2 separate regions of the Homo sapiens genome follow, and region 1 is linked to region 2. The links are chromatin contacts, found by Hi-C or POLR2A ChIA-PET in ENCODE. All regions are on one chromosome and are shown on one strand. Each heading gives the region's core, a stretch centred on a gene start or an enhancer-like site at or near the end of the contact. The rest is flanking DNA. Distances are from core to core; before and after follow the strand shown. Region 1 overlaps CADM1 (cell adhesion molecule 1). Region 2 overlaps CADM1 (cell adhesion molecule 1).

The links. A loop is a pair of places that touch in the nucleus more often than their neighbours do. ChIA-PET counts read pairs that join two places held with the same protein, here RNA polymerase II (POLR2A). Pooled maps may share reads with other maps.
Region 1: a loop to region 2 is called in a map of heart left ventricle, with 2.3 times the contacts of the local background. The contact joins two enhancer-like sites. A Hi-C loop is called at or near these places in 2 of 168 maps with a recorded cell type or tissue (Right ventricle myocardium inferior and heart left ventricle) and 3 of 50 pooled maps. POLR2A ChIA-PET finds 5 or more read pairs at or near these places in 2 of 52 experiments (AG04450 and BJ).

What each region holds. Positions count from the first base shown.
Region 1 is chr11:115,192,675-115,196,366 of GRCh38, forward strand. All of the region lies in intron 9 of CADM1 (cell adhesion molecule 1), which reads right to left. Among named protein-coding and RNA genes, the nearest start is that of CADM1-AS1, 200 kb to the right of the region's middle. Within about 2 kb of position 1,762, at least 2 of the 41 ENCODE cell types and tissues checked have a DNase peak (open chromatin) inside an H3K27ac peak, as active enhancers do.
Region 2 is chr11:115,289,587-115,293,070 of GRCh38, forward strand. All of the region lies in intron 1 of CADM1 (cell adhesion molecule 1), which reads right to left. Among named protein-coding and RNA genes, the nearest start is that of CADM1-AS1, 110 kb to the right of the region's middle. Within about 2 kb of position 1,983, at least 2 of the 41 ENCODE cell types and tissues checked have a DNase peak (open chromatin) inside an H3K27ac peak, as active enhancers do.

The DNA.
Region 1 (3,692 bases), core at 512-3,011, 97 kb before region 2:
CAAGGATGTTTCAAGTAGGTAGCTTTACTGCTGAAGGCTTATTTCCTCGGGGAGGGCATTAGAAAGCTAATTAAAAAACCCAAAAAGACAAATATGTTTATGAAATATCATTGATATGCAAAGGTTTCCATTAAAAGCAACAGACAGTTGATATACACCTCATTAAAGTGGAAACTGTCATTTTTAATGGCATAAACTTTAAAATATATCAAGTTATCTGGAATCTACTGCTCGGATTACGTTCTAAAGCAGGAAGCCATTTAGGCTACTGGCATTAAATTTGTTTTTGTAGCACTATTATATTGTGTGAACCTACAATACTCTGCCATAGTTGGACAATTTCTGAATAAATATAATTCAAAAGAATTTACTGAAGCACTGGGTGTGCAAGTGGGGACGAGCAAAATTTATCTCCTAAAACTGATTTGGCTTAGGTATTTTTCTTTCATGTTAAAAATTATACACTTTTCATTTTCTCAAAGAAAAAGACAAAGACGTATTTTATGAAGCAGAGAACATTCTTCAAAAGGAGACTTCACTCTAACAATAAGTGGGAAATTACTTCTTGTGTATTCTCTTGAAACTTTCATATCATCCATTAAGGCCTCTTTCTAGTCACTGCTAATTAAAATGTATTCAACATATGTCTTTAAACTTTGTTAAACAAATGAAAGTTTACTTTTTGTCCATATGGGATTATTTTTGAGCAATTAATAAAGTCCTAAAGATGCAAACATGGTAATTTAATATATGCATGATAGCCATCTCTTCTGCAGAGATGAGTATTTAACTTTTTCATGGTGCTACAATGTGCTATAACATACCCTAAGCCCGCTCAGGTAATGCTTTTGCCGTTGTGATTCTTCCTTTTCAACAGTAATTGCTGGCTTCTAAAAGTGATACAATGTGGCCATTTAAAACCAGGGTAAGAAAAACCTCAAAAAATTAGAAACAGTAAGAAATTCTAGAGATATTAAATCAATTCAAGGTCAAATACGATTTAAATGCTTATGGGCTCAGTTTTTCAGGGTATCATTTTTTTTTTCCAGAAAATTTTGAAATAGAATGATCGAATAAAACCTCCAGAAAACAAAAACTTAGCCCACCGGCCCTAGTACCATTCCCATTATGAAAAACAAAGTAGGCGATGGTCTCTCTCTTACCTAAGCAGCATACATCTGATCACTTGGCCATATTATGGAAACTCTTACTTCCACCACCAGCCATGAGTTCAGACGCCCCCGGGAGTTTTAATCTAAAAACTCAGTCATCCTGTTCTTCCTGCTTTGTCAGCTTTTGTGGAGAGTTTTCCCTTCTTCCCATTAGCAGAAATTTGGTTCACGCCGTTAGACAGTAGCACATTGTTTCCAAACTGCATATCAAGGCTGAAACACAATCTTCAGGTCCTGCAGCCATTCGTAAACCTCTTGAGCTTTGCTCTTGTGTAGAACGTACAATGTCTGCAGAGTCCCGTGACTGAATGACAGCCTTTGAATGCCATTGTTATGTGCTCATACAGAGAGATGTACATAGAGGCACATACACAGATGGTGGACATAGCGGTTGTAGTAATGCGCACTGCTGGCTATGTTTCTTTAAAATGGGCTTAAGAATTTCCCCACAACTGAATATAAAGTATAATAAGAAAATTGTACGTGCTTTTAGAATTTGACCATGGTTTGCATTATTTATAAACGAGTCAGGAAAAGGAAGAGCTACAGGGGCAGTTTTCTAAGGGCTGTGCTCGTAGGGTACGAGCATGTAGCTAGCACAGGCCAAACATTCTGAAACCAAAACTGAAAATGAGAAATTATTCTTCAGAGGGGTTTCCAGTTTGCGTCTTACCACAATTGCATACTGAATTAAGAACAATTTAAAAACTCATTGGGGATATGAAAATTCATGAGATCATCAGCCTCTACTGTATTAAGAGGTGAAAAAGCAAGAGGACAGGTAGACTTGAAAATAATAAAATGGAGAGGGGAGAGAAGGGGCACAGAGAGAAAGAGAGAGAGACGGAGACAGAGAGACCTCAAACCCAGAGGAAGCCAGCTGACTGCAGTGCAGCAAAAGCACAAGCACTATTCCAGACCATGGGCATGCTGTCACCCGACCCCTCACATTGGGGAGGAGGGTGGGGAAGGGGAGAGGGGACACACAGGGCAGAAGGAACAAGGCACAAGACACAGAAGCGCCCACATATGAACAAACGAAAACCATCACACGCACCCACACATCAAGAACATAATGACTACACCATCCGTGCGTTAAATCACTCATGCATTTCTCAGACCATGTGGTATCAGGATTTGGCAGAGTGTTTTTTGCATTGCTCAACATGCACACATAACACAGGATTCTTCCTGTCCAGGCCTTAAGGATGAGCTCCAAAAACACAAATGCTCAAGATCCTTATTCAAAGAAGATCCCTTGTGTCAGCCTAGTCTAAAAATCCCATTCTTAACACTCACATTTATCTTTACTATCAGTTAAATCCTTAAAAGCACATTGTGGCTGATTGTTGTTTGGCTTTCTTTTTGGAGAAAATCCACTTGATTTTGAATCATGCCCATGCACTTCTAACCTTCCAATACATGCTTATTCCAATCAGATATTGGTAAGAACAAATGGTCAACATACATAAACAACTGGTATAAACTTCATACATACTCTAGCAAAACAAGCTTGAATAAAATATTTTAATGAGTCTTCAAAGGGAAAGCTTTAAAAATTTTTATTTTTTCTTTTCCTTTTTATAAAAACACAGAAATATAGAAGGAAATCCAGTATGAAAACTTTTAAGACCAAATAAGATGCCCATAGCTGATTGACTTAATGTCTTGTCATTTAAGTTGCTAAGTTATCAAACCTTTCAACATTTCTAGGCCCAGATCACCACAACAAACATCTCGAGATTATTCTCAAATGAATCTAAGTCAAATGGTTGCTGTAATGAAGAAGTTGGGTTTTCAGCTACAATTCATTAGAATAAAATCAGTTCTGTATCATCATCTCTTTGGAAATCTCAGATGTTGCTTTGTAATTTCCACCACGTTCTATTACCTTTTCTATCCTGACAACTGACCTGGAAGTTTTTCCCCGACATCAAGCAAAATTTTAGATATTATCTGGCTTTCATTACAGCTTCTTTGCTGTGGGTTAAAGAGTATGCTCTTTAAAACAGTGGCTGGAGCCCTTTGTGAAGATGCTACGAGGATTTTGGACAAGGTAAAGAATGTATTTATAAGTGTATTATACAGGGATCAGCCTAGATTATCTATCACTTTTCTATCCCTCTGCCATTAAGAAGTCAAATTCCAAGTATATATATACAAAATACAATAAATCCCTTGGCTCTAGGTGTATTCTTCATGCACTGCTAGTCAATAACATCCTACTGAGGTTTCACCAACTTGAACATCGTCTCCAAACTAATAGGAAGGCAGTTGCTTCTCACAGTACACAAACACCTCTATTACCTGCCACAGAAATGCTATAAAGTCCCATTCCAAGTGTCTCTTCCTTATACCACAAAAAGAGATCACCTTCTCTTTCTCTCTCTCCAGGGAAAGACCCGATTAAAACTAGTACTCTAAAATCAGGATCAGCCTGTAAGTTAACTTCTTATTTTTCAGATTAGGGGACAAATTTCCTACTTCGAATAGCCTATCCAACTCTGAGACCTACATCCA
Region 2 (3,484 bases), core at 733-3,232:
TTTTTTCTTTTTTTTTTTTTTTTTTTTGAGACAGAGTCTCGCTCTGTCGCCCAGGCTGGAGTGCAGTGGCGCGATCTCCGCTCACTGCAAGCTCTGTCTCCAGGGTTCACGCCATTCTCCTGCCTCAGCTTCCCGAGTAGCTGGGACTATAGGCACCCACCATCACGCCCAGCTAATTTTTTGTATTTTTAGTAGAGAGGGGTTTTCACTGCATTAGCCAGGATGGTCTTGATCTCCTGACCTCGTGATCCGCCCGCCTCGGCCTCCCAAAGTGCTGGGATTACAGGCGTGAACCACCGCGCCCGGCCCTGAATTTTTAATTGTATTGAATTTTGCTTAACTTAAATTCAATAGCCATAAGGGCTAAGTGCTTTCTGTGACACACAGTGTGGGTCTAGAGCCTCCTACAAAGGTATCCTCTCTTTCAGATAGGTCAAAATTGATTTGAATGTAGATTCCACGAGCGCCACAGCGTCGTGCTCAGATCCTAGAACAGTGCCTGGGAGGACTTCAGTGAATGTGGAATTATGCATGCACATGTAAACAGATGGAGGGAAGGGCAGAAAGGTGAGAGCAGTGTCTGCAGAGGCCTGGTGGTTCTGCCTGCAGATAAGCTGGCATTTTCTATACACAGTGGCTCTGCAGTGTTGAGACACTTCTGAGGGGAATGTTCATCTACGTGGTCTATACAACACGCTACTGGGTTAGTTTTTTTTAAAAGCAGGGTATTTTTAAATTAGAGAGGAAAACAGAGCTGATGACTCTTGCCATAGACAGTGGCAGGAAGTCTGCTGGATGGAAGTCACTCAGCTCACTCCTCTGCTTTCCCTAAACATTTAAAAAGTCAGGCATACTGTGCGGGAGAAATGCATTTTTTTAAACCTCATTTGTGATTTTGAGTAGGAAATTAAAACCTGTACACAGGAAAAGAATGAAGCCCTGATGTATTTGATCAGGGGTGCTTTATGAAGAATTTATTATCAGGTAGGAATATCAAATGAGAAACAGAAACAGCACAGAAGCCCCAATAAAACACCAGCATTTGACAAAATAAAACACACACTGATGGGCTTGAGCTGTTGATGGCTGGGGAGATAAGGAAAATAAAAGGAGGAAATTAGAACAAATAAGATGGATGATGTAATTACGAACAGAAAACAAGTGGAGAGGAAGAGAAATTTGAGCTTGTTGGCTATGGAAAGTAAGCTATTTCAACTTGTTTAAATCCAAAGGCTTGTTTAGAGTTCACAAGTGTCATAAAAAACTCTATATTTAAATATCTAAACATCAAATTGGGCCCACAGTGGGCTAAGGGCTTGCATTGACTGGCATCCCGTCTTCAGCATACCAAAACATCTCCAAATAGAATAGCGCAGATCACCTTCAGCTGCCTGACATTAACTCTATACTGCTCCCCACTCCTTGTTCCCATCTGATTGCCTTCAAGATAGCGTAGTGCCCAACATGAAAGGATTACTATAGCAACATAGGAAGCTCTTTTATGGGCATGGAGGAGGCTCTGTGGAGTGGCGCAGGAAATCCAGAGGCGAGAGCAACGAGGAGTGCCCACTGTCAAGCCTTCCTAGAGATTCTTAACTGGAGGATGTGTGTTCCAGGAAATGATTAATGCTTTGAGGGAAAAAAAAATGTTCTAATTGAACATACAGTAATTCTGAATTTTCTCTTTGTGTGACAGATAAGATATAATCACTGAATTTCTTTCTCCAGAGGCTTTGTAGAAAAAAACCCTTTGTGGAAGCAATATCTTCAGTGTCTGAAAGATAGTCTTTTTATATGAAACAAATTCTGCATTGGGTTACTAAAAGCATCCACCTGCTTATCAATCTAAAAGCTGCATCTTTAAAGGTCACAAGTGAAGGAAAATCAGATAGACTCATTCTAATTCCTAGCAAACGGGAGCTCATTTCTCACCAATCCACCCCGCAGCGCTCAGTAGCATGACCTTTCACTTACAAAGAGAACAGCAGATTCTGTCTCTCATGTGCTAGCCTTCCTTCCTCTTCAAGAATTAAATGCAGTTTTGATATTATCATTACACACTTCCATAATATTCCACTGCCCAGGCCTATAAATTAGCATTGCTGTACCAAAATGCCCAGCCAAATCTCTCTCTCACCCTCACTTGGGCCTGCAAGAGAATATTAATTAATACTATCAAAACAGGGTTTAGTATACAGTACTACACAGTCAGAGAAATCTTATAAAACCTGTGACCTGCAGCAGTGAGTGACAAAAAAATTAAAAATGAATATTTAATTGCCTGTTGCTCTTTTAAATTTGGACTGACAAATTCAGCTGGGAAAATAATTCTGAGAGATTGCAGAGCAGCCTTTCTTTGGCATTTCTGAGAATATAGGTGTCTGCATGACATTAGGAAGTAATTGGTATATTGGGAACCTATGGAAAACACAATTGGGAGAATTTTTCACACCTAAGAATAATGAAGACTAGGGGCTTGTCTTCTGTTTCTTACCACCCACTGAAACAACAGCTGGAGGGGTCATCCACCTGGTGTGATGGCAAAAACACTTACTTCCGCACAGTCGCTGACAACCTTGTTCAAGTCTAAAGTCAAGGGATTCCAAATACATACAAGCACACCAAGATGGGAGTATTAAATGGATCAGAGGCAGTCATGTTTACATTAAAACTAAAAGTACCTGTAAGACTGTATCATTTCATTGTCAGAAGAAATTATTTTTTGTAGCTTCATGCAGTAATTTCAGGCAATGTGAATTTAATTGATACCAAGTATAGTAAGCTCATTAATAGTATGCAAGGAGAAATGATTTCAATGGAAAACAAAAAGCAGTCAATTTCACATCTACATGCCTCAACTTCCCTAATATGAAAGAGGGGAAGCACGGCACATCCTTATCTGAGGCCAATTTAAATTCTATGTGGAAGCCAGAACAAATCGGGTGCTCAGAACATTTCAAATTAGTAATAATTAAAAATTCAGAGATGACAAAGTTTCTCCTGAAATAATAATAATCTACACTTGTATGGCATGTTATGATATACCAAGTCATTATCACATTCAATCCTCCAAGGGATATGTGTATCAGGCAGAACAGACATCAGCATGCCCATTTTGTAGATGAGAAAAATGAAACCAGGGGCGGTAGTTCAAATGACAGGCAGATCAGTCAATGGGGGACCCAGAACTCAAATCCTATCAAAGCTTGGCAACCAGTGTCTTTTCCACTATCCTGAAGCAGGATTAACATTTGTTAGAAATATTGTTTTCTTTTTGAACATGTTGAATCAATATTGATATTCTAATTTAGGAGACAAGGACGCCCCTTGCTATTTGCATACTGTAATAGCCTTCAGGATAATTACTGGATAGATCTTTTGAAAAAAGATGCCACATGTTTACACTACTTCACTGCTTTTAGAAAAGTAGATATATGACATTTACCAAATGCTGCAGCACAATTAGCCATCATTTAAACTACTG